Linked DNA regions of Homo sapiens: region 1 is linked to region 2. A link is an interaction called in ENCODE POLR2A ChIA-PET data of the cell type or tissue named here. Cell type or tissue: Caco-2. All regions are shown on one strand. Links, peaks and the distances in the headings refer to the core of each region. The heading gives the core; the rest is flanking DNA.

The links. Peaks named below come from ENCODE experiments on the same cell type or tissue, not always from the same donor. Only the 100,000 strongest peaks of a DNase experiment are listed, where the experiment ranks them.
Region 1: POLR2A ChIA-PET joins it to region 2 with 6 read pairs; 3 of 35 experiments call an interaction of 5 or more read pairs at or near these places.

What each region holds. Positions count from the first base shown.
Region 1 is chr2:121,263,310-121,266,223 of GRCh38, reverse strand. All of the region lies in intron 2 of TFCP2L1 (transcription factor CP2 like 1), which reads left to right. Among named protein-coding and RNA genes, the nearest start is that of TFCP2L1, 20 kb to the left of the region's middle. In Caco-2, for the core only: no CTCF peak of the experiment used is centred there; no DNase peak of the experiment used is centred there.
Region 2 is chr2:121,318,574-121,321,487 of GRCh38, reverse strand. No RefSeq gene overlaps it. Among named protein-coding and RNA genes, the nearest start is that of TFCP2L1, 35 kb to the right of the region's middle. In Caco-2, for the core only: no CTCF peak of the experiment used is centred there; a DNase peak (open chromatin) is centred at 1,357.

The DNA.
Region 1 (2,914 bases), core at 277-2,776, 55 kb after region 2:
TGAGTCGGGTTTCAGGGGCCACTGTGCTATGGTTAGAATTACTACTTGGGGGAAAAAAAAACTATTAAAAAAAAAAAAAGATTAAATCCCAGCACTTCGGGAGGCCAAGGTGGGCAGATCACTTGAGCCCAGGAGTTCAGGACCAGCCTGGGCAACATAAGGAAACACCATCTCTACCAAAAATATAAAAATTAGCCAGGTGTGGTGGCACAAATCTGTGGTCCTAGCTACTCAGGAGACTGAGGTGGGAAAATCGCTTCAACCCCGGAGGTCGAGGCTGCACTGAGCCGAGACTACATCACTGCACTTCAGCCTGGGCCACAGAGTGAGACCCTGTCTCAAAAAAAAAAAAAAAAAAGATTACTACTTGGAAGAATGTGTACAGAGTCTGCTCTGAATGAGGAAGGTGTTTTGTGTTTTGTTTTAAAGGAGCCACTCTTGGCCAGGCACGGTGGCTCACGCCTGTAATCCTAGCACTTTGGGAGGCCGAGGCAGGCGGATCTTCTGAGGTCAGGAGTTCGAGACCAGCCTGGCTAACATGGTGAAACCCCGACTCTACTAAAAATACAAAAATTAGCCAGGCGTGATGGCTCATGCCTGTAATCCCAGATACTTGGGAAGCTGCAGCAGGAGAATCACTCAAACCTGGGAGGTGGAGGTTGTGATGAGCCGAGATTGCACCGCTGCACTCCAGCCTGGGTGACAGAGTGAGACCCTGTCTCAAAGAAAAAAAAAAAGCTTTATTGTGATATGATTCACATACCCTACAATTCACCCATTTACTGTATAAAATTCAATGTTTTTTATTATTCAACTAAATATACTTAGCCATCACAACTAATTTTAGAACATTTTTGTCCCTTCTTAGAGAAATCCTGTACCCCTAGCACTCATTCCCCATTCTCGTTTCCCCCGCCCTCAGGCAACCAGTAATCTACTTTATCTCTACCCACTTGCCTATTCTAGACTTTTCACATAAATGGTATCACACAAGTGGTGGTCTTTTGTGGCGGCATTTTTCTGTCCATCATGTTTTTAAGGGTCTTCATGTTGAGCATATATCAGTATTTCATTCCTTTTTTATTGCTAAATAATATTCCACTGTGGGATGTACCACGTTTTATTTAAATTAAAAGTTGATGGACATTTGGACTGTTTCTACTTTTTGGCTATTGTGAATAATGCTGTTGTGAGCCTTTGTGTAAACATTTTTGTGTGGACCTATGTTTGCATTTCTCTTGGTTATATTTGTAGGAGGGGAATTGCTGGGTCAAATGGTGACTCTGGAACTGCCAGACGGTTTTCCAAAGCAGCTATACTATTTTACATTGTTACCAGCAATACAGGAGGGATCCAGCTTCTCCCCGGCCAGCACTTGTTATTTGTTGTTATTTATTGTTTAGTGTCTGTCTTTATGATGGAGAGGGTATGGGTAACAGACTGGCAGCCATCTGCCAGCCTCATAAAGCAGAGTGTCCCAAAGCTGGGCCCCCGAAGCGCACGGGAACCAGGGGCTCAAATGTTGGGGAGCATTCTTTGACTCTTCAGTCGGTTCCTCTCTGGGCATCTGCCTTCTGCAAGCTCTGCCCACCAGCATCCCTGCCCTGGTGGCCAGATAGCAGACAGCAAGGCCACCAAAGCCTCCTGAGAGCACACGGCCTCAGCTGCCTAGAGAGACAGGTGCTCTCATTCCCCTCCTGATTCTGCACTCCCAGGAGGGGACTGCGAGTCTGGCTTGGTCACCTGCTCACTTGGACCAAGGTGGCCCGTGGCCCAAGAGGTGGGCCTGGTGTAACTGACCCTGGCTGTCCCCGCCTTCCCCATTTCCACTCTGCAGCCAGAGGCTGGGAATAGAGGAGCAGTCTCAGAGAGGGTCCTTAGATACCCTGGGTATGAGAGAGAAGCAGGCTGTGTTGCCTTAGTAGAGACTGCTCCAGAAAGGCCTTCTCACCAGAGGCTGGGACACAAAATGGGACTGCCTGGAGCAGGTAGGTGGTGGGGGTTGGATATGAGCAAGTGGAAAGCCAGTGGCTGGGTGGGCTGGGCCCTGCCTTCGAGACCTGGGGTCAATTGATGTGGCCATGCGACCACTCTCAGCCCGGCACACGGGTTCCCCCTCCTGAGCCCCAAGCCTATGTAGGTGGCAGGGCTTGGAGCAGAGGTGCCTGAGTGAGTCATGATTCTGCCCTTATCTTTGGAGATTTGGTTTTTCTACTCTTTACTGTCCTTTATCCTACTAACTTACAGGGCAGGCTTTTTTTCTTTTTTCTTCATGTTTTCAAAATTTATTTTTTGGCAAGTTAATGCATTTACTTGGTTCAGAATTTAAGTGGTAAAAGGGATTATGGTAAGTCACCCACCTCTGCCCCAGGCACCCAGTGCCCCTCCTCAGAGGCAGCTGATGTTATCCCTGGCTCCAGTATATTTTCATGCATAAACAAGCAAAGATGCTTATCTGGCCTTGTCGTAAACACACACACACAAATGGCAGTGATATATGTGTTTAGGATTTCTGTAGGCCTTGTCAAATCACCTTCCAAAGAGATAGTACCTGTTTATATCCCTACCTCTTGTACAAGAGGACACCTGTCTCCACACTTGGCATTGTCAACATTTTGAATCCTTTCTAATTTGCATGGAGAATAGCAGCACCTTATTTTGATTTGTATTTGTCTGATTTCTCGTAACTGTTACAAGTGAAATTAAGCATCTTCATGTGTTTGTATGCCCTTTTTTTTTTTTTTTTTTTTTTTTGCCAAAAACAGACAGTTGATATCCATTGCTCATTTTTCTTTCGGCTTTTTGCTTGTGCGTCTTCAAGAACCGTTATATTAGGTTAAACCATATGCACTTGCCATTTTGTAAATCAAAATCAGTCAGTTATCTACAGTTTCATATTGTTCATCTACTATGG
Region 2 (2,914 bases), core at 252-2,751:
GGAGACTGAGGCAGGTGGATCATGAGGTCAGGAGTTCAAGACCATCCTGGCTAACATGGTGAAACCCCATCTCTACTAAAGATACAAAAAATTAGCTGGGCGTGGTGGCACACACCTGCAGTCTCAGCTACTCGGGAGGCTGAGGCAGGAGAATCGCTTGAACCAGGAGGTGGAGGTTGCAATGAGCCAAGATCGTGCCATTGCACTCCAGCCTGGGTGACACAGTGAGACTCCATATCAAAAAAAAAAAAAAAAGAAGAAGAAGAGGGTATGGCTTTGCTCCAAAGCCACCACAGACACATTGAGCACCACGGGATGCATTGAGGTATAAGCGCATCCTGTAAGATGTCTGAGTGGACAATGAGGTGGCACAGTTCTCTATGTCGTGGCCCAGAACCAGAGAGGTGACATCGTTCCAAGGCAAGGTACCAAAGGAGTGTTTAGTTCCTTGTCAGGTACCAGTAAACTTCTGGATCTTTTTGGGGTCATAAAAATGTTCCAAAGAAAGCATAGTGATAGTTGCACAACTTTGAGAATACACTGAAAATCACTGAATTGTATACTTTAAAAGGGTAACGAGTATGGTATATAAATTATGTATCAATTTAAAAGAAAACTCCTAGCCAGGTGCAGAGGCTCGCACCTGTAATCCCAGCATTTTGGGAGGCCGAGGCAGGTGAATAGCTTGAGTCCAGGAGTTTGAGACCGGCCTGGGCAATATAGTGAAACCCCATCTCTACAAAAAAATACAAAAATTAGCTGGGTGTGGTGGTGCATGTCTGTAATCTCAGCTACTTGGGAGAATGAGGTGGGAGGATTGATTGAGCCTGGGAGGTAGAGGCTGCTGTGAGCCGTGATAGTGCCACTGCACTCCAATCTGGATGACAGAGCAAGACCCTGTCTCAAAAAATAAAAATAAAATTCCTAGTGTTTCCTGTTTCTATTCAGATCAATAGCTGAATGCCAGGTACCAGGGTCTATGATTTGTATCAGTAAGGAGAGGGTCTATGGAAGAGCTGCATTTGAAGTCACCACCTTATTAAATTTCCCAGTACCCAAGGATCAGCTGTCTTGTCTACAGGCTAAATATGTGAAGTCCGCGAGGCCACAGTACGGATGACCTCTGCATCTTTGAAGTCTTTGATGGTGGTATTAATCTTTGAAATTCAAACAGGGATGTGGTGCAGCTTTTAATAAACTATTTTCATAGACAGGAGGAACCCAGAGGTCTCTGTTTAGCTCTTCCAACAGTAACAGCACTCTCTCCTGGGTCAAAGAGCCCCAGCCAAGATTCTGAAAGTTGTTAAGGCACAGCAGCCACAGGATGTGTTTACAGACCTACCGGTCACACAAGATGCCCCTGGGCCCAAAGTCCACCTATTATCACCTGATGCCCAAAACACCCATTTGACAAATGGACTGCAGTAACAATTCTTTTTTTCTTCCTAGGAATTTGCATGAGCTCAGATCGTGTCCAGACCAGGTGCAGTAGCTCACGCCACCTAGCACTTTGGGAGGCCAAGGTGGGAGAATGGCTGGCATCCAGGAGTTTGGGACCAGCCTGGGTAACAGAGAAAGACCCTATCTCTACACAAATAAAAAATAAGCAATTAGCCAGGGGTAGTGGTGTGCAAGAGGCTGAGGTGAGAGGACTGCTTGATCCCAGGAGGTGGAGGCTGCAGTGAGCCATGATCACACCACTGCCCTCCAGGCTGGGTGACAGAGTAATAAGACCCTGTCTCAAAACAAAAACAAACAAAATAATTTTTAAAAAAGATTGTGTCCAGTGCACAGTTACTCTGGTAAACATCCACATGCACCTTTAGGGAAGGCCCAGGTGACGACTGAGAGTCCATCCTCGTGATGATAGCATGGGGTTTTTCTCAAGACTTCCAGCCTCCCCTGCACTCCTGGGAACCCAGGCTGGAGACTGAGCTCTGGGAATTGGGTGAGGGGCAGGGACTCTGTATTGTGCCTTCTCAGGTCACATACATATCCGTCCTCAACACCTGGAGCTTTTTGGTTGCATAAATCAAGTAGGAGCTTAGCTGGGCTGCCACATCTCATTCAGTCCCAGAGACCCCAGGCTCAGACAATGTCACCAGAAGTCTCATGGACTTGCCTCTGGAGGAGCTGCTACATGGCCTCTGCCACCCATGATCCCTCCCTCCCTGCCAAACACAGGGCCCCTTTCAGGCAGTGTTGTCCATGTCACCACAGGCTTTTTTTTTCTTTTCTTTGTTCTTCTTTTTTTTTTTTCGAGAGGGTCTCATTCTGTCACCCAGGCTGTAGTGCACTGGTGCAAACATGGCTCATTGCAGCTTCAACCTCCCAGATTCAAGGGATCCTCCCACCTCAGACTCCGGAGTAGCTAGAATTACAGGCACACACCACCACGCCCACCTAGTTATTTTATTTATTGTAGAGATGGGGTCTCACTGTGTTGCCCGGGCTGGTCTCGAACTCCTGGGCTCAATCAATCCTCCTGCCTCAGCCTCCCAAAGTGTTGGAATTACGGGCATGAGCCACCATGCTCAGCCTCAATATGTTTTTGAAATAGATCCTGCAGATTTTGCTGATGGATTGAATATAGAGCGAGAGAAAAAAAAGAGCTGAGGTTGATTCCAACATTTTTGGCCTGAGATCTTAAAAGGCTGGATTAGGCAATTATACTTGATCCTTGAACAACACGGTTTCAAGCTGCATGGGAACAGCTACGCGTGGATTTTCTTCCACCTCTGCCAAACCCTCCTCTTCCTCCTCCTGAGCCTATTCAACATGAAGATGACAAGGATGAAAACCTTTATGATGATCCACTTCCACAGACTGAATAATAAATATATTTCCTCCTTCTTGTGATTTTCTTAATAACATTTTCTTTTCTCTGGCTTACTTTAAGAATACAGTATATTTT